3 separate regions of the Homo sapiens genome follow, and all the other regions are linked to region 2. Evidence: chromatin loops called from intact Hi-C (ENCODE). Cell type or tissue: Caco-2. All regions are shown on one strand.

Region 1 (8,000 bases), 110 kb before region 2:
GGCTGGAGTGCAGTGGCGTGATTTCAGCTCACTGCAACCTCCGCCTCCCGGATTCGAGAGGTTCTCCTGCCTCAGCCTCCTGAGCAGCTGGGAATACAGGCATGCACCACCCCCCCAGCCAATTTTTGTATTCTTGGTAGATGCGGGGTTTCTCCATGTTGGTCAGGCTGGTCTTGAACTCCTGACCTCAGGTGATCCACCCACCTAGGCCTACCAAAATGTTGGGATTACAGGTGTGAACCACCGCGCCCAGCCCCCTTTGACAGCTTTTGAGGGACATTTAGTTTCTTTGCAATTTATAATTATTCTTAATTGAGCCTTGTGCAAACACCCTAGTGTGTCCAGACTTTAACATTTGAGAGATGTGGCCGGGCGCAGTGGCTCACGCCTGTAATCCCAGCACTTTGGGAGGCCGAGGCCAGCGGATCACGAGGTCAGGAGATCAAGACTGTCCTGGCTAACACGGTGAAACCCCGTCTTTACTAAAAATACAAAAAATTAGCCAGGCATGGTGGCGGGCGCCTGTAGTCCCAGCTACTCAGGAGGCTGAGGCAGGAGAATGGCGTGAACCCGGGAGGCGGAGCTTGCAGTCAGCCGCGATAGCGTCACTGCACTCCAGCCTGGGCAACAGAGCGAGACTCCGTCTCAAAAACAAAACAAAACAAAACAAGAAAACCTTTTGAGAGATGCTCTCCTTTTTTTTTTTTTTAATGCCTTTTCTCACTTTGTGGTCCAGGCGGGGGTGCAGTGGCGCCATCTCTGCTTGATTTCTGCTTGATGTAACCTCCGCCTCTCAGGCTCAAGTGATTCTTGTGCCTCAGCCTCCCAGGTAGCTGGGATTACAGGCGTGTGTCACCATGCCTGGCTAATTTTTGTATTTTTAGTAAAGACGGGGTTTCACCCGGTTGGCCAGGCTGGTCTTGAACTCCTGACCTCAGGTTGACCAGCCTGCTTCAGCTTCCTAAAATGCTGGGATTACAGGCGTGAGTCATTGCACTCGGCCTCTCCTTAAGGTAAATCCCTAAAGGTAATATATATCTGCATCAAAGCGAACCTCTGTTATTTTTTGTTTTATATTGCCTAACTGCCTTTTGGAAAGGTTATACCAAATTACCCTTATTCTGAATGTGCAAGAAACTTTTATTTTTATTTTAAAATTTTATTTATTTATTTATTTTGAGATAGAGTCTCGCTTTGTCACCCAGGCTGGAGTGCAGTGGCGCAATCTCGGCTCACTGCAACCTCTGCCTCCCAGGTTCAAGTGATTCTCCTGCCTCAGCCTCCTGAGTAGCTGTGATTACAGGTGCCCGCCACCACGCCCGGCTAATTTTTTTGTATTTTTAATAGAGACAGGGTTCCACCATATTGGCCAGGCTGGTCTCGAGCTCCTGACCTTGTCATCCACCCGCCTCTGCCTCCCAAAGTGCTGAGATTACAGGCATGAGCCACCGCGCCTGGTGTTAACTTTTATTTTTTTTGAGACAGGATCTTACTCTGTCACTCAGGCTAGAGTGCAGTGATACCATCATGGCTCACTGCAACCTCTGCCTCCCAGGCTCAAGCATTCCTCCCACTTCAGCCTCCCAAGTAGCTGGGACTACAGGTGCACACCACCACGCCCAGTTAATTTTTGTATTTTTTGTAGAGATGCGTTTCCTCATTTTACCCAGTCTTGTCTAGAACTCCTGGGCTTGAGTGATCTGCTCTCTTCAGCCTCCCAAAGTGCTGGGATTATAGGTGTGAGCCACTGTGCCCAGCCTGATACCTGTACTTTTACTTTCTTTCTTTTTTTTTTTTTTGAGATGGAGTCTCGCTCTGTAGCCCACGTTGGAGTGCAGTGGCGCAATCTTGGCTCACTGCAACCTCCGCCTCCCGGGTTCATGCCATTCTCTTGCCTCAGCCTCCAGAGTACCTGAGATTACAGTCACACGCCACCACACCTGGCTAATTTTTGTATTTTTAGTGGAGACGGGGGTTTCGCCATGTTGGCCAGGCTGGCCTTGAACTCCTGACCTCAGGTGATCTGCACATCTTGGCCTCCCAAAGTGCTGGGATTACAGGCATAAGCCACAGTGCCCGGTCCATATCTGCAATTTTTAACCATTTATGAGATCACTTCACTATCTTGAGATCTCCACTTTAATGTATTCAAGGAAAAATGCTTAGTTGTATTGTGAAATGGATCACTTTAGAGAAAAGAAAAATGCCTACAATACAGTGAGCTGGTCAATTTTCCAATGCCAAAAGATAAACGTGAATATCCCTTTCAGGGAATTAGCCAATGTTTCAAGCAGCATGAAGGCAAAATTTGAGTTGAACATTGTAATACAAATAGCTCTTGGGAAATTCTTATGAGTACCTTTAAATAGATGTAAATCTATTAAATCAAAGATTTAATTACTTAGTATATAATAAGCAACCCACTATTAATAATATAAGAGGTAATACTGCCTTTCAAATTTTTCCCTTTCAAATTCTTGGAATTATTAACTATGTATGCCCCAAATAATGGGTTTCTGATGGTGTATTTCCCCCTGGAAAAGAGCATTCTATGCAATGCCCAGTTCCCAGTACATAGTAGACATTCAATTAAAAAAAAAAAAGTTGAGGCCGGGTGTGGTGGTTCACACCTGTAATCCTGCCGCTTTGGGAGGCTGAGGTGGATGGATCACATGAGACCAGGAGTTCAAGACTGGCCTGTCCAACATGGCGAAAACCCGTCTCTACTAAAATTACAAAAAGTAGCCGGGTGCAGTGGCGCACGCCTGTAATCCCAGCTACCTCAGGAGGCTTAAGCACGATAATTGCTTGAATCTAGGAGGCAGAGGTTACAGTGAATTAAGATCCTGGCACTGAACTCCACTGCACTCCAGCCTGGGAGACAGAGGGAGACTCTGTTTCAAAAAAAAAAAAAAAAAAAAAAGTTGAATGAATAAATGGCATATTACAAAGTTAAAAAGTAAAGCGTCTGTCTTATCAGTCAGTTTATCTAATCAGCCAGTTGTTCAGAAGCTATTAATAGGTAACTGATGGTGTAAGTCCAGTGTGTTTTAAATAATCCTTTTCTGGACTTTTATGTTCTTCCTAAGGAGAGATAGGAAACTGGTGGACAAGTGTTGGGTTTGCTACAGTCATGTTTTCTTTGGCTCAGATGGTATTCAAACATTTTGAAATAGTCACCAACATTTCTAAAGCTTCTACATAAAAATTGGGATTTCTGGCTTTCCTTAACAAAATGTGAGCTCTGGCCACACCAGGTCCAAACTCCAAGCCGCAAGGCCATAGAAGGGCTGTGGGCAAGGGACACCTGCCCCCTCCCCCTTTGATTGCCGCGGCCCCCGCCTGGTGGCCGGCCTCTCTTTTGCCACCTGCCTGGCCCCGGGAAGGCATTTTGACTTTGCCACAGCCTGTTTCTCTTTTTAAGTTTGGTGTGTGTACATTGAAGATCTTATATTATTGCCTCAATTCAAAAAAATGTTCTTGCTCTCTCTCTCCCAAATTTTCAAGACCTCACTGCTCCTGAACCTTCTGTGATGGCCTGGGCTTTGTTCTTTGTCGTCACCAGAGAGAGTAGCAGGAACAACTCTCTAGAGAGACCCATCTCTCAGCCGACTCCACTGTAGGTTGGTGGCAATCAAAGACATCGGAATACTTTCTCCTGTGTGTGCGGGGTGGGGGAAGGGAAGGTTGAGAGAAAGGAAGAAGCATAAAGATTAGGAGGGCTGTTGCTCAACCTTCCTGTTCTGGGCCAATCGTGCCTGTCAGACCAGCTACAGAAAGACATGCACTTGTAGTATGTTTTTTTGGGGGAAAAAGTATCTTGATTCTACTCTGCTTTGAGAAAAAAAAAATACTGTTAACTCTCTTTCTCTGTATAATTAGACATCAAAATACAGAGAAATGTTCTTAGCACTTTGCTATCAGAAAAGCAGACATTTTCGACTTTGTAGATTCCATACAAGATAAACGCCTTGACCCTTGCTCCCCATCCCCAAATAAAATGCCAAACTTCAATTACCAGTTCGTAAGTAGTCTGCATCGCTTTATTTTTCCTTCTGACAGTAGGTGTTTGGTGTCAATGTACATTTTCTTACCACAATGATTTCCTTCCCTAAACTATTAATTTTGTTTTTATGAATAATACAGTATGCCCCAGTTATTATTTAGTTTGATTGTATGCTAGCCTCATGCTCTGCATTTTAATTTAAGTGTAACTGCGCAGGAAAAAAATGCAAATCTCTTCTATTCAAATTCAAAAGAAAATAAATGGATTTTTTATGGCCTAAAGGATCTATTCATTACCAAATCATTTATCTTTTCAGGAAGAACAGTTTATGTATCCAATATGCTCTCGTGCTGTCTTTATTTTCTTTATTTTTTTTCTCTTTTGATAAATATGCTCACTCTTTCAAGTCTCTCTTGAATCTCTGCCGATAGGGGCAGCTTATAGCAGCAAGAACAAGAATATAATTAATAGCATTAAACAGAAAGCAAAGGTTGCAGAGAAAGCTTGAACATATTGGATATTTTAAAAATAATAATAAACAAACCTAAAATTGGATTGTGTCAAATGAATTTTTATTTTAACAATTGTAACATTAAGAAAAAGAGATACACAGTTGGCCCTACCAAAACAAAATGACAAAGGGGTGGGAGGAGAAGTCCGTGTTTTCAACAGACTAGCTTTTTTGGGGTCTTGTTGCAAATAGCCTGAAGAGGTAGAAGCATTACTGATTTTGCTTCTAACATGATCGGCTCTTGGAAGTTTGGCATTTTGAATTCTGGGCTATATTTTTTTTATTTTTATTTATATCTTGATTAAATAAGCCAGTTTAGAGGTCACTGCATCTGGGAGGGTGTCGTAATACACAAACAGCTGTGATACACAAAGCAGTTTTCAGTAAGTATCTTTCATGTAGCAGCTGGAATGGCTTTCTCCTGAATGAGAAAGGCCCCTAAGTGAGAATAGTGGCAAGTGTGAGTTTATGTATGTCATTTTTTTAAAAAGACATTTGTCTTTTTCTAGAGTACTGTACTTTAAAAATCATATAATTGTGTTAAAGTTACCCAGAATGTTGACTTTTCCCTATTCATGTTTATGTATCAAATTGGATTTCAGGGCAAATTCAATGGGTTTCTTTGTTCTTTCTAGATTAAGTCCAGATAAATAATCTGGTTTCGTTGTGGCTGCATTGTTTAAATCATGCTAATTATAGTGCTTACAATACAATGGCAGAGGGGGCAATTTAAATGTTCATTTGAAGAAGAAAAAAATCTGATGCTGAGCTCAAAAATGTACAGTCACTCTAACCGCTCCCTGAGGGCCATTTTAAGACTGGTTTTCAAAGACTTGTTTACCTTGAAATTCTTACACACCAGGCATGCTTCTATCCTCACGACCTAGGTACGGGAATGTTAGTGGTCTCTAAGCTGACTTGGAGTCTCATGTAGATAGAGTTCTGATTTCAGAACAGGCTGCTGGCTGCTTCCATGCCCCTCAGAAGGAGCAGGGAGTCCTCCCCGGCCACAGACTTGTAGCCCTTTTTGACTGAAGGCTTCCAAAATGAAAGGAAGGGGTTGGCTTTTGAAGAGGTGAAAGAGAGATCCTTTGAGGGAAGGACTGAATGAATGAGCAGCCTCAGGCCAGGGCGAGATAATCAAGAGACTATCTGACCTCTAATTCCTTCAGAGACAAAAATAAATCAGTGCTCAAGGAGGCGCTTTTATTAATCACTGCATGTTTCCTGTCAGAAGAAATGATGGGATTAGGGTGGGAAGAGAATACACGGGACATATAAGCAAATGTTTACCTAGGCTACTTCTTTCTGGATCCTTGGGATTGGTTCTTAACTTGTTTTTTCTTGAGACAGTCTTGCTCTGTCACCCAGGCTGGAGTGCAGAGACATGATCTCAGCTCACTGCAACCTCCGCCTCCCAGGTTAAAGGGATTCTCCTGCCTCAGCCTCCCAAGTAGCTGGGATTATAGGCGCCCGCCACCACGCCTGGCTAATTTTTGTATTTTTAGTAGAGACAGGGTTTCACCATCTTGGCCAGGCTGGTCTCGAACACATGACCTCAAGTGATCCGCTCACTTTGACCTCCCGAAGTGCTAGGATTACAGGAGTGAGGCACTGGCCTGGCTCTTAACTTCAATTGTTCTCTATTTTATGATTTATGATTTATTTGGGAAATTCCTGAGGTGGGGGCAAAGGGACACGTCTAGGTCTTGGCACCGAGAACTGAAACAAATAGCACATTAGACTATATTTAGCAGATGATAATACAGACACTGAAAAACAGATTACGGATGATAAAAAAGAAAGAAATAGTGCCGTCCTGGCTTGAAAGCGATGGAATACTGAATGTGAGGCGTGGATTGTTTAGGGAATGAGTGTGGAATTTCTCTCCATAAATCACCCATTGCTCAGGGGCTAGATGACTATAGGAGGTGGGGACACAAATATATCACCTCTTGAGGAAGGAAAGAGAAGAGACTAGATGAGAATCACAACGCCAATGCCAAGGTTGGTGTTGTGTCGAAAACAGTAATACGGACAATAGATTTTGCAGAAAAAAAGAATCGGGAGCCGGTGTGGTGGCTCACGCCTGTAATCCCAGCACTTTGGGAGGCCAAGGTGGGCAGATCACCTGAGGTCAGGAGTTGGAGACCAGCCTGACCAACATGGTGAAACCCCATCTCTACTACAAATACAAAAATTAGCCGGGCTTGGTGGCAGGCCCCTGTAATCCCAGCTACTCAGGAGGGTGAGACAAGAGAATCGTTTGAGCCCGTGAGGGGGAGGTTGCAGTGAGCCGAGATCGTGCCACTGCACTCCAGCCTGGGTGACAGAGCCAGATTCTGTCTCAAAAAATAATAATAATAATTGGGAAAAAAATAAATAATTGGGAGTGGACTTTTGCTTTGCCCCCATTTCCAGGAATTGTGCATGACTCAAAGTTACTGCTTTGAGTAGCCCAACTACAGTTGTTGGGCTGATCTGCTCACTCTTTAAGACCCTGGACAAATTCATCAAGCTTTTGCTTTGCACCCCTGTTCCCTCAGCTATAAAATGGGTTTAATAAGAATTCATTCCGGCCGGGTGTGATGGCTCACAGCTGTTATCCCAGCATTTTGGGAGGCCGAGGCGGGTGGATCAACTGAGGTCGGGAGTTTGAGACCAGCCTAACCAACATGGAAAAACCCCGTCTCTACTAAAAATACAAAATTAGCCGGGCGTGGTGGCACATGCCTGTAATCTTAGCTACTCTGAAGGCTGAGGCAGGAGAATCGTTTGAACCTGGGATGCGGAGGTTGCGGTGAGTGGATATTGCGCCATTGCACTGCAGCCCGGGCAACAAGAGCGAAACTCCGTCTCAAAAACAACAAAAAAAAAGAATTCATTCCATTTGGTTGTTGCAAAGATAACAGGCGATAATGTACATAGAACGTTTAGCTACACCTGGCTAAAGCTAGGTCTTAGATAACAAGAATGAGACTGGGCATAGTATCTCATGCCTATAATCCCAGTGCTTTGGGAGGCCAAGGCAGGAAGATTGTTAGAGACCAGGAGTTCAAGGCCAGCCTGGGCAACATAGTGAGACCCTGTCTCTACAAAAAAATAAAAATAAAAAAAAGATAATGAAAACACACCAAATTTGTAGAAATACCAGAAAATCTTATTTTAGTTATTCCTTTTTGGCTTCTTTTTGTTTTGTTTTGTGTGCAGTGGCACAATCATTGCTTAACTGCAGCTGCGACCTCCTGGGCTCAGCCTCACAAGTAGGTGGGACCACAGGTGCGTGACATGCCTGGCTAATTTTTTTTTTTTTTTCTGAGACAGAGTCTCGCTCTATTGCCCAGTCTGGAGTGCAGTGATGCAATCTTGGCTCACTGCAGCCTCTGCTTCCCAGGTTCAAGTGATTCTCTTGCTTCAGCCTCCTGAATAGCTGGGATCACCGGTGCACACCACCACGCCTGGCTAATTTTTGTATTTTTAGTA
Region 2 (8,000 bases):
GTCATGTTGTAGCATTTTAATGTTGAATAATGTTTCATTATATATATGTACTGCGTTTTTGTTAATTCATTAATCTAATGATGGATATTTGGGTTGTTTCTACCTTTTGACTATTGGGAATGATGTGGATATAAATACTGATGTACAAATATCTGAGTCCCAGTTTTCAATTCTTTTAGATATATATATCTAGGAGTGGGATTGCTGAATTATGTTCTAATTCTGTATTTACCTTTAAGATTTTTTAACTTTAAACATTTTAATCTGTATTTAATGGAAAAACATAAGAAAGGAAAAATATCCCAGAGGAAAAATATGCAAATAAATTCTACCTCTGGTTGATATACAGTTATTAATAACAAAACTAGTGTGAGTTTAGAGAGAATGTTTAGCAAACACTGATAAATGAAAAGAAAAAAAATTACCAAAAACCCTGTATCTGCAAAACAACCACTGTTAATAGTGATCTTTATTTTCAGAGAATACAAATATAGATCAAGATTAATAGTGAAAATAAGGCCAGCATTTAGAACAGTATATGTAAAATCATTATTTAAAAACAAACAAGGCTGGGTACGGTGGCTCACACCTGTAATCCCAGCACTTTGGGAGACCGAGGCGGGCAGATCACCTGAAGTCAGGAGTTCAAGACCAGCCTGGCCAACATGGTGAAACCCCGACTCTACTAAAAATACAAAAAAAATTAGCGAGGCATGGTGGTGGCAGGTGCTTGTAATCCCACCTACTCAGGAGGCTGAGGAAGGAGAATTGCTTGAACCTGGGAAGTGCAGGTTGCAGGGAGCCGAGATCGTGCCATTGCACTCCAGCCTGGTCAACAAGAGCGAAACTCCGTCTCAAACAAACAAACAAACAAACAAACAAACTAGGCCAGGCACGGTGGCTCACGCCTGTAATCCCAGCACTTTGGGAGGCCGAGGTGGGAGAATCGCTTGAGGCCAGGAGTTCAAGACCAGCCTGGCCAACATGGTAAAACCCTGTCACTACCAAAAATACAAAAATTAGCCAGGCACGGTGGTGCGCACCTGTAGTCCCAGCTATTTGGGAGGCTGAGGCAGAAGAATTGCTTGAGGCTGGGAGGCAGAGGTTGTAGCAAGCTGAGATCATGCCATTGCACTCTAGTGTGGGAGACAGAGTGAGACCCTGTCTCAAAACAAAAAACAAACAACCCCCGCCCCGAAAAAAAACCCCAAAACAAAACAAAAAAAACAAACAAAGCCAAGATCTCTCTGAGGTTGTGCCAAGCCCACTGTGCTTTTTCTCATTTATCTTGGCTTCTGAAAGAAAGGAATGCTATTATGACCACTTTACAGTGGGAAAGGTTGTGTCGTAGGGCTTCTACATCATGTGTCAGAGCTGGGATTTGAACCCAGGCCATCCCAGTGCCCATGTTTACCTGTAGGCACAGCAGCCTCACAGATGTCACATCACACACAGTGTTTGCGAAATTTATCTCAACTTTTGTTGTGATGAAAAATTTCCGACAAATACTTTTCTGCAAGATAATTTTTTAACCACTGCACACTATTCCAGGGATGGGTGTATCAATCCCATACATCTCTATTGATTATGTCTCCATGATTTCATGTTTATACTATTACATCAATGAGGTGAATAGCATTGTCTATATATATTTGCACGCATTCTTATTTTTTTTAGGATAAATTCCCAGAAGTGGAATTGCCCAATAAAACAAAAAAGACTTCAAGCCATTTGATATACACTGCCAAGCTGGCTCTCAGAAAATTGTGCTAATTTACATTTCTAACATCAGTATATAAGAGTGCTTTCTTCTATATGTTACCAACACTGGTTATTAACAATGGAAATTCTTTTGCAAATCTTATAGTTCAAAATATTATATATTACCTTATTATTCATGATATTTTCTGGTAAAATTAAAATGCTAACCATACCAAGAGTAGGCAAGAATGTAGAGGGACTTGGCCAGGCACAATGGATCACACCTGTAATACTAGCACTTTGGGAGGCCAAGGTGGGTGGATCATTTGTTGGGAGTTCAAGACCAGCCTGGCTGACATGGTGAAACCCCATCTCTACTAAAAATTTAAAAATTAGCTTGGCATGGTTGTGTGCTCCTGTAATCCCAGCTACTCGAGAGGCTGAGGCTGGAGAATCGCTTGAAACTGGGAGGTGGAGGAGGTTGCAGTGAGCCGTGATTGCACCACTGTACTCTAGCCTGGGTGACAGACTGAGACTCTATCTCAAAAAAAAAAGCTGCCATGGGGGCTCATGCCTGTAATCCCAGCACTTTGGGAGGCCGAGGTGGGTGGATCACCTGGGGTCGGGAGTTTGAGACCAACCTGACCAACATGGAGAAACCCTGTCTCTACTAAAAATACAAAATTAGCTGGGCATGGTGGCGCATGCCTGTAATCCCAGCTACTCAGGAGGCTGAGGCAGGAGAATCACTTGAACCTGGGAGGCGTAGGTTGTGGTGAGCTGAGATGGTGCCGTTGCACTCCAGCCTGGGCAACAAGAATGAAACTTCATCTCAGAAAAGAAAAGAAAGAAAGAAAAAGAATGTGGAGGGACTGGAACTCTCATATACCACTGGTAGGAAAGAAAGATGTTGCAACCATTCTGGAAAATAGTTTGACAGTTTCTTTAAAAGTTCAATGTCCATCTACCCTATGATCTAGCCATTTCATGCCTTGGTATTTATCCAAGAGAAAAGGAAATAGATGTCCATACAAAGAGTTGTACACAAATGTTTATAGTGGTTTTAATTGTAATAACTTCAAACTGAAAATAAACCATATGTCCGTCAACAACTTAATAGATAAACAAATTGTGGTACATCCATACAATGGAATAGCACTCAGCAATAAAAGTAAATGAACTATTGATACATGCAATGACATTAGTGATTCTCAAAATTATTATGCTGAGTGAAAGATGCCAGACAACAAAGAGTACATGCCATTTGATTCCATTTGTATAAACACTAAGAAGTATACACTAATCTCCATTTAGTGACACTAACCTATAATGACACTAATCTATAGTAAAGCAGACCAGTGGTTGCCTGGTAATCGGCGGGAGGAACAAAATAAAGTAATTACAAAGAAATCTTTTGGACTAATGGATATGGTTACTATATTGATTTGTGGTGATGATTTCATGGTCATATACATAGAACAGAACAAAACAAATTGTACCTTTTCAATATGTGTAGTTATTGTATGTTAATTACATGTCAATAAAGATGCTTTTAAAAATCCCCCCAGGTAGGCCAGGTGCAGTGGCTCATGCCTATAAGTCCAGCACTTTGGGAGGACAAGGTGGGAGGATTGCTTGAGCTCAGGAGTTTGAGACCAGCTTGGGCAACATGGCAAAACTCTGTCTCTACCCAAAATACAAAAATTAGCTTGGCATGGTGGTGCATGCCTGTGGTCCCAGCTACTTGGGAGACTGAGATGGGAGGATTGCGGGAGACTGGGAAGTTGAGGCTGCAGTGCGCCATGATGATGCTACTGCACTGTAGCTTGGGTGAGAGAATGAGACCCTGTCTCAAAAAAAAAAAAAAAAAAAAAATTCCTCTCAGGACGGTTGGCCCTACGTACGTGCGGATTCTGTATCCATGGATTAACTCAACTCAACTGAAAATATTTGAAAAAAAAAAAAAAAAGATGATTGCCGGGCGCAGTGGCTCACGCCTTTAATCCCAGCACTTTGGGAGGCTGAGGTGGGCGGATCACCTGAGGTCAGGAGTTCGAGACCAGCCTGACCAACATGGAGAAACCCCGCCTCTACTAAAAATACAAAAAAATTAGCCGGGCTTGGTGGCACATGCCTGTAATCCCAGCTACTCAGGAGGCTGAGGCAGGAGAATCACTTGAACCCGGGAGGCGAAGGTTGTGTTGAGCAGAGATTGCGCTATTGCATTCCAGCCTGGGCAACAAGCGTGAAACTCTGTTTAAAAAAAAAAAAAATGCATCTGCAGTGAACATGTACTGACTTTCTTTCTTGTCGTTTCCTGAATAATACTGTACAACAACTATTTATATAGGCTTAGGTGTTATAAGTAATCTACAGGTAACTTAATGTGTACAGGAGGATGTACATAAGCTGTATGCAAATATACCTTTTTCTTTTGTTTTTTGAGACAGGGTGTGTTTCTGTTGCCCAGGCTGGAGTGCAGTGGCAAGATCTTGACTCACTGCAATCTCCACCTACTGGGCTTAAGCCATCTTCCCACCTCAGCCTCCCAAGTAGCAGGGACTACAGGGGGACGCCATCATGCTGAGCTAATATTTGTACTTTTTGTAGAGATGAGGTTTCGCCATGTTGTCTAGACTATGCTGGAACTCCTGAGCTGAAGTGATCCGCCTACCTTGGCCTGCCAAATACACCTTTTTCTGTCAGGAACTTGAGCATCTGTGGATTTTGGTATCCGTGGGAGGTCCTGGAACCAATCCCCCAGGGATATGGAGGGACAACTGTATTACAATATTCTCATTGTTTTACTTATTGTTGTTGTTTACTAAGCAGGGGCACTGAATATGGTCAGGCAGGCTGCCAGTTTCACAGTTCTCTATTTGGAGTGTCTGTTTCCAAATAGACACCCCCCCCGAAGCTGTGAAATGGGGCAGCTTCGCCAATAAGCTGAACATCATGGCATCTATTGATCAGCCTTTTATATTTCTTTTTACGGGTATTGCCTTTATTTTGAGGATTTTCCATCTGTAAGTTCTCTTTATATAGGCTATTAGGCGTCTGTCATACATGTTGCAAAGATGTTTTCCAGCTTTGCAATTTGGAGTTGACTTTTGACACCGATGAACCAGTGACAATTACTTCTGATCCGATAACTTATTTGTTGGCAAAGCATGGTCCTGTGAATTCCTTTCTTGGCACCTAGGATCATTGCTTCAGCATCTGTTCTTTTAGAAAACAGGTTTGTCCAGCAACTTGTATTTGTCATCTTCCTTGTGATTTGTTTGATCAAGTACATTGTCTGTTAAGTTGAGTTGCTGCTGGCTTTCAGGTCAAACGCATTAGGCTTTAATAGGCATTCTGAAGTGCTTACCAAACCCAGCTCTGTAGTAAAGGAACTGTTAAGAGTCCTTCTTTTCTCTTTTCCTTCTCCTACTTTTATTTCAGTTTGTTGAATTCCTCCCATAATCTGCCTCTGGGTTAAAGGCTTTACGTTATCTTTTCACATCTAATTCTCATAACCTTGTGATCCTAGGTGTGGTTAGTTCCGTTTTTTATTTAAGGAAACTAACTTGTGGAGAAGTAAAAAAAAAAAAATTCTACCCAGAATCACATGGGTAGCAGGTGAGGAAAGTGACTTTTGAACTTACATTGGTCAGACTCCAAAAGTCAAGCTCTTAACCTTCACCCTACTACCTCTAACTTACCCTGGCTTTCAATGAGTTGCTTGTGTGTTTCTTCGTCTTTTAACCCTGATAAAGAGATTTGGTGCACAATAGGACCTGAGATCTATTGGGTTGAGAAAGAGAAAGAATATTCTATGTGGGGTGGGCTGAGGAGGTGTTTCCAAAATGTTTCCACTTCAGTTTCATACACAAACATACAATGGATGAAAAAGCAGGAAGGCAATAAGCTCACTTTGTTACACACTCCTCCGCAGTCAGGTTGTACATAATGCCGCTACGAGCAGCTTCTCAACCTCAGCACTGTTGACATTTTGGGTGGATAATTCTTTGTTTTGTGTTGCTGTCGTGTGCCTTGGATATTTAGCAGTATCCCTGGCCTCTACCCACTAGATGCCAGTAGCACCTCCACCCCTGCTGTGACAATGGAAAATGTTTCCAGACATTGCCAAACGTCCTCTGGGAGGAAGAATCGCCCCTGGTAAACACTCAATGGCCTATGATTAATAAAGGCTTAACAATGCCTTTCACAGCTCCAAAGAAATATCCATAGATTACAAGGCTAATAAAGATACACTGGGTCATGTATTTCTCTCCTTCTCTCTCTCTCTCTTTTTTTTTTCCCGCTAGCAGAATTTCCTAGTGGAAGCTGAATGTTTGATTAGCACACTTAGAAACCGTAGAAATGTTTATTTAAATATATGGCTAACACAAAGAAAACATTTTTATCATTATTTTCTCATTACAGATAATTTTTTTTTTTGAGGTGGAGTTTCGCTCTTGTTGCCCAGGCAGGAGTGCAATGGCATGATCTCAGCTCACCACAACCTCCGCCTCCCGGGTTCAAGTGATTCTCCTGCCTCAGCCTCTCGAGTAGCTGGGATTACAGGCATGTGCCACCACACCCGGTTAATTTTGTATTTTTAGTAGAGGCGGGGTTTCTTCATGTTGATCAGACTGGTCTCGAACTCCTGACCTCTGGTGATCCGCCAGCCTTGGCCTCCCAAAGTGCTGGGATTATAGGTGTGAGCCACTGTGCCCGACCATTACAGATAACTTTTATTGAACTCATACTGTTTGCCAGTCCCAATGCTAAATCCCTTACTATGTCATTTATCTCATTTATGACTCACAGGTTTTAAAAATAGACATGAATGTTATGCCCATTTTACTGATGAGGAAATTGAGATTTACAAACATTAAATAACTTCTTTTAAGATCACTGGAAAGATTAATGCAGCTGAAAACTTAACCCAAGTTTGTTTTACACTGGGGTTTATTTACACTACTGACTTCCAAAATTAATATTCATCCACAGTAGGACAATTAAACACAATCATTAAAAACAAAATGAAGACTATAAAATCAGTGCTATCTTACCACTCAGCAATAATCTGTATTGACATTTTGCTATGAATTCATTCAGTCTTCATTCTCTGCATTTAAAAACATATATGCTTTAGAAAAAACGAAACATGTTTAATATCCTATGTTTTTTCTTTATATTTGGGACTACTTTTCCATCATGATGTTAAACATTCTTTACTAAGTACCATTTAAAAGGGCTATATAAAAATTAAAAAAATTAACCAGACATGGTGGCATGTACCTGTAGTCCCAGCTACTTGGGAGGATGAAGTGGGAGGTTTCTTTGAGCCAAGGAGTTAGAGACCAGCCTGGACAACATAGTGAGACCCCCACCTCTAAAAAAATAAAAATATTTAGCCAGGGGTAGTGGCGTGTGCCTGTTGTCCCAACTACTTGGGAGGCTGAGGCAGGAGGGTTGCTTGAGCCCAAGAGTTTGAGGCTGTAGTAAGCTATGATCGTGCCACTGCACTCCAGCATGGGTGACATAATGAGACCCTGTCGCAAAATGAATGAATGAATGAATGAATAAATGAAAGAGCTATTTCATATTCTACCAGGGAACATTTAAACAGTCTCCCATTGCCAGACATTCTGGTTGTATTTTTTTCCTCTCTCCCTCTCTCCTTCTCCCACCCTCTCTCTTTCTTTCTTTTTCATGTTATTTACACAAGATAAATTCCTAGCAGTGAAATACTGGAGTAAAAGTAATCCTATGTATTTTGAAGAGTGCCGATGTCATCAAAAAGTGATATATTTTTAAGGCTCATGATGCATGCTGTCAAATGCACCCCCCCAAAGGTTGTACTGATTTACATTTTACCTGCATTGGATGGATGGATATACTTTTTTCCTCCAAAAAACAAAGGGCTTCTAACTAATTAAAAACAAAAAAACATGGCCAGGCATGGTGGCTCACGCCTGCAATCCCAGCACTTTGGGAGGCTGAGGTGGGCGGATTACCTGAGGTCGGGAGTTCGAGACCAGCCTGGTCAACACTGCAAAACCCTGTCTCTACTAAAAATACAAAAATTAGCCGGGTGTGGTGGCACATGCCTGTAGTCTCAGCTACTTGGGAGGCTGAGGCAGGAGAATCGGTTGAACCCGGGGGGCAGAGGTTGCAGTGAGCCAAGATCACACCACTGCACTTCAGCCTGGGCGACAGAGCGAGACTCCATCTCAAAAACAGACAAAAAAATACACACACATATGCATATTCACACACACACACACACACACACACACACACACACA
Region 3 (8,000 bases), 61 kb after region 2:
GTTATGATCATGCTACTGCACCCCAGGCTGGGTGACAGAGAGAGACCCTATCTCAAAAATAAATAAAATAATAAAATAAAACGAGTCCAGAATTGGGCAATCTATAGAACAGAAAGTAGGTTGCTTAGGGCTGGCAGGGCAGGAGGAGTGGGTACCGGGGGATTAGGGGATAGTAGGTAAAGTTTATAGGGTTTTTTGTGAGGTGATAACAATGTTCTAAAAGTGATTGTGTTCGTGGTTGCCCATATCTATGAATACACCAAACACAATTGAATTATGCACTTTAAAAGGGTGACTTTCATAATATGTGAATATATTCCAATGAAACTGTTTAAAATATCATTAATCTGGCCACATAAAGCTTATAATTCAAGCTTTATGTACAGGCATCCCTTGTTTTCACTATGCTTCACTATATTGCCCTTCTCAGGTACTATGTTTGTTACAAATTGAAGGTTTGTGGCAACCCTGTGACCAGCAAGTCTATCAGCACCATTTTCCCAACCACAAAGTGAGTATGACGTGCTCACTTTGTGTCTCTGTGTCACATTTTGGTAATGCTCACAATACTCACACTTTGCCATTGTTATTATATCTACTATGGTGATCTCTGATCAGTGATCTTTCAGTTACTATTGTACTTATTTTGAGGTACCATGAACCATACCCATATAAGATGGCAAACTTAATTGATAAATATTGTGAGTGTTCTGACTGCTCCACTGACTGGCTCATCTCTCTCTCTCTCTCTTTCTTTCTTTCTTTCCTTCATCTCTCACTTTCTTTCTAGGCTTCCCTAGACCCTAAGACACAACAATACTGAAATTAGGCCAGTTACTAACCCTGTGATGGCCTCTAAGTGTTGAAATGAAAGGAAGAGTTGCATGTCTCTCACTCTAAATCAAAAGTTAGAAATGATTAGGGCATGTCAAAAGCCAAGAAAAGCCAAAAGCTAGGCCTCTTGTGCCAACTAACCAGCCTGTGCATGCACAGGAAAAGTTCTTGAAGGAAATTGAAAGTACCACCCCTGTGAACACATAAGTGATAAGAAAGTGAAACAACTTTATTGCTGAGATGGAGAAAATTTTAGTGGTCTGGATAGAAAATTAAATCAGCTATAATATTTCCTTAAGCTAAAACCTAATCCAAAGCAAGGCTCTAACTCTCTTCAATTCTGTGGAAGGTAGAGAGGTGAAGAAGTTGCAGAAGAAACGTTGGAAGCTAGCAGAGGTTGGCTCATGAAGTTTAAGGAAAGAAGCCATCTCCATAAGATAGAAGTGCAAGGCTGGGCGCAGTGGCTCATGCTTGTAATCCCAGCACTTTGGGAGGCTGAGGCAGGTGGATCACGAGGTCAGGAGTTCGAGACCAGCCTTGCCAAAATAGTGAAACCCTGTCTCTACTAAAAATACAAAAATTAGCTAGGCATGGTGGCGAGCACCTGTAATCCCAGCTACTCAGGAGGCTGGGGCAGGAGAATCACTTGAACCTGGGAGGCGAAGGTTGCAATGAGCCAAAATCACACCACTGCACTCCAGCCTGGGTAACAGAGCTAGATTCCATCTCAAAAAAAAAAAAAAAAAAGATAAAAGTGCAGGTGAAGCAGCAGGTGCTGATGAAGAATCTGCAGCAAGTTCTCCAGAAGCTCTAGCTAAGATCACTGATGGAGGTGGCCACACTAAGCAATAGATTTTCAGTGTAGACGAAACAAACTTCAATTGGAAGAGGATAGCATCTAGGACTTTCACAGCTAGAGAGAAGTCAATGCCTGGCTTCAAAGCTTCAAAGACTGATTCTTTTGTTAGGGGCTAATGTAGCTGGTAACTATAAGTTGAAGCCAGTGCTCATTTGTCATTCTGAAAATCCTATGGCCCCTAAAAAGATGATGCTAAATCTACTCTGCCCATGCTCTATAGGTGGAACGACAAAGCCTGGTTGACAGCACATCTGTTTACAGCTTGGTTTACTGAAAATTTTAAGCCCACTGTTGAAACCTACTCCTCAGGGGAAAAAAATTCAAAATATTACTTCCCATTGACAATGTACCTGGTCACTCCAGAGCTCTGATGGAGATGTTCAAGGAGGTGAATGTTGCTTTCATGCCTGTTGACACAACGTCCATTCTGCAGCTCTTGGATCAAGGAGGAATTTTGACTTTCAAGTGTTATTATTTAAGAAATACATTTCTAAGTCTATAGCTGCTATAGATAGTGATTCCTCTGATAGATCTGGGCAAAGTAAATTGAAAACCTTCTGGAAAGAATTCATGATTTTAGATGCCATTACAAACATTCTTGCTTCATGGGAGGAGGTCAAAATATCAACATTAACGGGTTTGGAAGAAGTTGATTTCAGCCTTTATAGGTGACTTTGAGGGGTTTAAAGACTTCAGTGAAGGAAGTAACTGCTGACGTGATGGAAACGGCAAGAGAACTGTAATGATTAATGGAAGTGGAGCCTGCACATCTGACTGAATTTTCGCAATCTCATGATAAAACTTGAACACATAAGGACTCGTTCCTTATGGATGAGCAAAGAAAGTGGTTTCTTAAGGCCAGATGTGGTGGCTAACACCTGTAATCCCAGCACTTTGAGACGCTGAGGTGGTTGGATCACTGGAGGCCAGGAGTTCGAGACCAGCCTGGCCAACATGGCGAAACCCCATCTCTACTAAAAATACAAAAATTGTCGGGTATAGTGGTGCACAACTGTAATCCCAGCTACTCAGGAGGCTGAGGCAGGAGAGTGGCTTGAACCCAGGGTCAGAGGTAGCAGTGAGCTGGGGTGGCACCATTGCACTCCAGCCTGGGCGACAGAGCAAGACTCTGCCACAAAAAAAAAAAAAAAAAAAAGAAAGTATTTTATTGAGATGGAATCTACTCCTGGTGAAGATGTGAACATTGTTGAAATGACAACAAAGGATTCAGAGTATGACATAAACTTCGTTGATAAAGCAGTGGCAGGGTTTGAGAGGACTGACTCTAATTTTTAAAAAAGTTCAACTGTGGGTAAAATGCTATCAAACAGCATCTCATGCTACAGAGAAATCTTTTGTGAAAGGAGGAGTCAGTTGAAGCAGCAAACTTCGTAGCCTTATTTTAAGAAATTGGCACAGCCACCTCAACCTTCAGCGACCACCACCCTGATCAGTCAGCAGCCACTGAGGCAAGATCCTCTGTCAGCAAGAAGATTACAACTGTCTGAAGTCTCAGATGATCATTAGCTTTTTTGCCAGTAAAATATTTTTACATTAAGGTCTATAAATATTTTTAGACATAATGCTATTGCACATTCAATAGACTACAGAATAGTGCAAACATAAATTTTATATGCACTGGGAAAAAAATGTGTGACTCACTTTATTGTCATATTTGCTTTATTGTGGGGGCCTGGAACAGAATCTGCAATATCTCTGAGATATGTCTGTGGTTTTTTTTTTTTTTTTTTTTGAGAAGGAGTTTCGCTCTGTTGCTGAGGCTGGAGTGCAGTGGCATGATCTTGGCTCACTGCAACTTCTGCCTCCCAGGTTCAAGTGATTCTTCCGCTTCAGCCTCCTGAGTAACTGGGAATACAGGTGAGTGCCATCCCACCCAGCTAATTTTTATATTTTTAGTAGAGGTGGGGTTTTGTCATGTTGGCCAGGCTGGTCTCAAACTCCTGGCCTTAAGTGATCTTCCCGCCTCCGGCCTCCCAAAGTGCTGGGGATACGGGCAGTATGGAGTCTTTTCAGATTGGCTACTTTCACTCAGTGATGTGCACTTATCTTTCCTCCATGTCGTTTCATGGCTTGATAGCAATTTTTTTTTTAAGTGCTGAATAATATTCTATTGTCTGGATGTATTACATTTGTTTATCCATTCATCTACCAAAGGACATCTTGGTAGCTTCCATGTTTTGGCAATTATAAATAAAGCTGCTATAAACATTCATGTGCAGATTTTTGTATAGACATAAATTTTCAACTCTTTGGGTAAATACCAAGGAGTACAATTGCTGGATCATATGGTAAGATTATGTTTAGCTTTGTAAGAAGCTGCCAAACTGTCTTCCAAAGTGCCTGGACCATTTTGCATTTCCACCAACAATGAATGACAGTTCTTATTGCTGTACATCCTCACTGGCATTTGGTAGTGTTGTTGTTCTGAGTCTTGGCCGTTCTAATAAGTGTGTCATGGTATTTCATTGTCATGGTATTTCATGGTATTTCATGTGTATACTTGGCATTGCCCAGATGACATAAGATGTGCAGCATCTTTTCATGGTTTATCTATGATCTGTGTGTCTTCTTTGGTGAAATGTCTGTTAAGGTCTTTGGCCCATTTTAAAATTTCATTGTTTGTCTTCTTATTGAGTTTTAGGAGTTCTTTGTATATTTTAGATAATAGTTCTTTATCAGTTGTGTCTTTTGCAAATATTTTCTCTCAGTCTGTGGCTTATCTTCTCATTCTCTTGTTGTCTTTCATGCAGCCTCTGGAGTTTTTAACTTTCTGACTTGTCCACACATGAGCTTCCAGTCATGAATCAATTACACTTCAGGTGTAAAAAAATAATCTTTTTTTTTTTTTTTTGACATGGAGTTTTGCTCTTATTGCCCAGGCTGGAGTGCAATGGCGCGATCTTGGCTCCCTGCAACCTCTGCCTCCCGGGTTCAAGCGATTCTCCTGCCTCAGCCTCCTGAGTAGCTGGGATTACAGGCATGCGCCACGACGCCTGGCTAATTTTGTATTTTTAGTAGAGACGGGATTTCTCCATGTTGGTCAGGCTGGTGGCGAACTCCCAGGTGTGCCTACCCTGGCACCGGTTCCCACGGAGCTTTCTGCCCTGGTAAATTGTGATTCCGGATATTCGTCTGCTGGTCTCTCCAGGTTGGGGAGTAATGGTTTGCCCCATGACCTCTCTTGCCATAAGAATCTAAAAGAACTGTTTGGTTTTTAGTTTGGTTAGCCTTCTCCTTGTTGTTAGGATGAAGTGCTGACTCCCAAGCTTCGTGCTTGCTGGACTGGAAATTGGAAGTCTGCCTGCCAGTTTTAAGAACCTAAAAAGTGATGAACTGAAAATGTCAGGTAAAGGGATTTCTTTTCTTTTCTTTTCTTTTTTGTCATTTGGTTGGATTCTAAATATAAAATTTAGGCTTCTGGTAGAAGTTCTAAAGATGCCTGAAAGAGGATAGTTTTGACTGATATGTTTGTTGGCCACGCGTGGGAAAATGGTGTTAGTGAAAAGCACATGAATCCTGGTGCCAGCAGAAAGTGGGCATGAATTCTTCTTCCGTCAATACCCAGCTTTGTGCCCCCAGGCAAGTCACTTCACTTCTCTGAGCTTCCTTTTTTTAATCTTGGAACTAGGTATTGAGCCAGTAACCGGAAGTTGTGGTGAGGGTTAGAGGAAATTTGTATATAGAGCATTACAGAAGGCATATTCCCCGTTAGTGCATACATGATAAAAAAGAAACATCACAGAACATTATAGAAGTAAAATATTTTCTTTCCTTAAGTATGGAAAGAAACTGATGGAGTGTTTACTTAATTCTACAAGGATAAAAGAAACTATTCAAGGTTAACACAATGCAGACTGAACTGAAGAGCGTTATGTGGAAAGCAAATTTGAATAACGGAGAAAACACAACTCATTCTCACAGCTGTTGAAAGTCTCTGGGCACATTGGGTAAAGGCTAAGAGGTTAAGCTTTCCCCCTTGGAGCCTTGTGGTCATTGGGAAGATTCTCCTTTGAGGGAATCATTCTGTAACATAGTAATTGGGTAGTAAGAGAGAATTGTCTTGCTAAGAGCAGTAAAGTAAGTGGCCGAGTAGCAAATCTTCATCAGTTATCAGGTGCATCTCTTAAAAAGGCCTATGTAATACTCAGCAACAGGATCACGCTATTGTGTTTGGGAGAATAAACTTATTTCAAGCACAAAGATTCCTCCTTCCTCTTTTAAAATCTCTACTTTCTGTGCTCCTCCCCACTTTGAGGGAAGTGATACACTAAAATTAAGTGATGGCTTATTATCATGGTTAACCAGTCTGTCTTGAATTTGCAGCCTGAGCTGACCAGCGCTTATCCTCATGTGACCTTGGGTGAATTAATGGACATCTCTGAACCTCCATTTTCTCCTGTGTAAAATAGCAGCTGCAGCAAAAATGAAATATCAATAATCTCTGAAAAGAATTTAGCTCAGTGTTTGGTGAAGATTGCCTCTCCTGAAGTCTAGAAAAGGGCTGGTTTGGTATGTATTCAAAATCTAAATGTTCTTTTGAAACAGCAACTGAGAAACACTGTATTGAAATTAAAGTGGCAGTTTAGAAGAAGTTTAAAAAGCTGAGAAAGTATGGATTTTGCGATGATCAGGGGTAATCTCGCCACCTGCAAGAGAAAACAAACATCCTGCTATGTTTTTTGCTTTGCTGTAATCACTTCGACATCTAGCCCGTAAGTGAACAAAGATGGGAAAAGATTGGCAAGGATCAAAATAGAATTGGAGAAGAGTTTCAAGAAGAGGTCAATGGAGGGGGACAGCTTATCAGTTCTGGATGGAACCTGGTCATGAACACATATGGAGAAGACTGACAGGTGAATGCACAAGCAGCTCTTGCAGTTGTTCAGGCTCACATGAAGCCCTGGACAATGCTGTGCTGCTGTGGCTGCACCTGCTACCAGCCTTGACACTGCATGTTCTCTATAGAAATGCTACTGCTCTTGAAGGGGTAAAACTGGTTCTTGGGAAGACATGAGAAAATCTCACTTTAGAAAATATTAATATAGGCCGGGCACGGTGGCTCATGCCTGTAATCCCAGCACTTTGGGAGGCCGAGGCGGGCAGATCACTTGAGGTCAGGAGTTCTAGACCAGCCTGGCCAACATGGTGAAACCCCATCTCTACCAAAAATACATGTATAAAAAATTAGCCGGGTATGGTGGTGCATGCCTATAATCCCAGCTACTCGGGAGGCTGAGGCAGGAGAATCACTTGAACCCAGGAAGCGAAAGTTGCAGTGAGCTGAGATCACGCCACTGCACTCCAGCCTGGGTGACAAGACTCCATCTCAAAAAAAAAAAAAAAAATCTATCTATCTATCTATCTATCTATCTATCTATCTATCTATCTATCTGCCAGGTACAGTGGCTCACGCCTGTAATCCCAGCACTTTGGGAGGCCGAGGCAGGTGGATCACCTGAGGTCAGCAGTTCAAGACCAGCCTGGCCAACATGGTGAAACCCCGACTCTACTAAAAATACAAAAAAATTAGCCAGGCGTGGTGGTGGGCACCTGTAATCCCAGCTACTCGGGAGGCTGAGGCAGGAGAATTGCTTGAACCCAGGAGGCGGAGGTTGCAGTGAGCCGAGATCGCACCATTGCACTTGAGTCTGGGTGACAAGAGCAAAACTCCGTCTCAAAAAAAAAAAAATAATATACGTAATACACAATATATGTACCATACAAAAACAGATAACAGTATACATGTGGTATTGAAGTATCATGGGGGACAATTGAAAAAAAAAGTCTAAAAGGCTCTCCGGAGGATTACAGGTGAAAACAGCTCTGAGAAGCACTAACTCACACCACTAGAACGGGGCAGACGGAACATGGCAGAAGGGCAGGGGCCCGATACAGGACCTCAAGGAAGAAAGGAACTTGGGAGGACAGGGAGGTGGCGGTGGGCCTTGGGAATAGGGATTTTGTGAGTTTGGCAAGTGGGAGATTCCCCTTGAGGTAGCAACGCAACCCTCTTGCTTCTTCCTCCTCTCAGTTTGGAAGGCTGTGCCACGTGGCAAGAAGAGAATAAACATCTTGGGAATTCTGGCTGTGCTGTACATTTGCTGTGTGGCCTTCGGCAAGCTACTGACTTCTCTGAACTCAGGATCTACAAACTGAGGATAAGCAACAGGAGAATCTCTGTGAAGTACTTTAAAAACAGGAGATGTTTGGTAAATGTGCAGTCACGTTCATGACTCTTCAAATTTCTTTTGAAATTTCTGAAAATGCCTGGTGCGGTGGCTCATGC

The links. A loop is a pair of places that touch in the nucleus more often than their neighbours do. Peaks named below come from ENCODE experiments on the same cell type or tissue, not always from the same donor. Only the 100,000 strongest peaks of a DNase experiment are listed, where the experiment ranks them.
Region 1: a loop joins it to region 2, with 5 times the contacts of the local background. A loop is called at or near these places in 3 of 110 quality-filtered maps.
Region 3: it touches region 2 in a loop (3-fold over the local background); 3 of 110 quality-filtered maps call a loop at or near these places.

Annotation. Positions count from the first base shown.
Region 1 is chr20:53,674,523-53,682,522 of GRCh38, forward strand. No RefSeq gene overlaps it. Among named protein-coding and RNA genes, the nearest start is that of ZNF217, 85 kb to the left of the region's middle. In Caco-2, a CTCF peak has its summit at 3,356 (motif pointing left); DNase peaks (open chromatin) are centred at 3,309, 3,679, 5,489, 7,339 and 2 weaker places; H3K4me3 peaks cover 1,321 bases.
Region 2 is chr20:53,781,306-53,789,305 of GRCh38, forward strand. No RefSeq gene overlaps it. Among named protein-coding and RNA genes, the nearest start is that of BCAS1-AS1, 130 kb to the right of the region's middle. In Caco-2, no CTCF peak of the experiment used is centred here; DNase peaks (open chromatin) are centred at 4,236, 5,026, 5,756 and 6,366.
Region 3 is chr20:53,841,986-53,849,985 of GRCh38, forward strand. LOC124904934 (a long non-coding RNA gene) reads left to right here and starts at 3,498. Exons shown (of 4, transcript XR_007067664.1): 1 at 3,498-3,571; 2 at 6,038-6,223; 3 at 7,746-7,923. RefSeq lists a silencer at 5,329-5,388. In Caco-2, no CTCF peak of the experiment used is centred here; no DNase peak of the experiment used is centred here.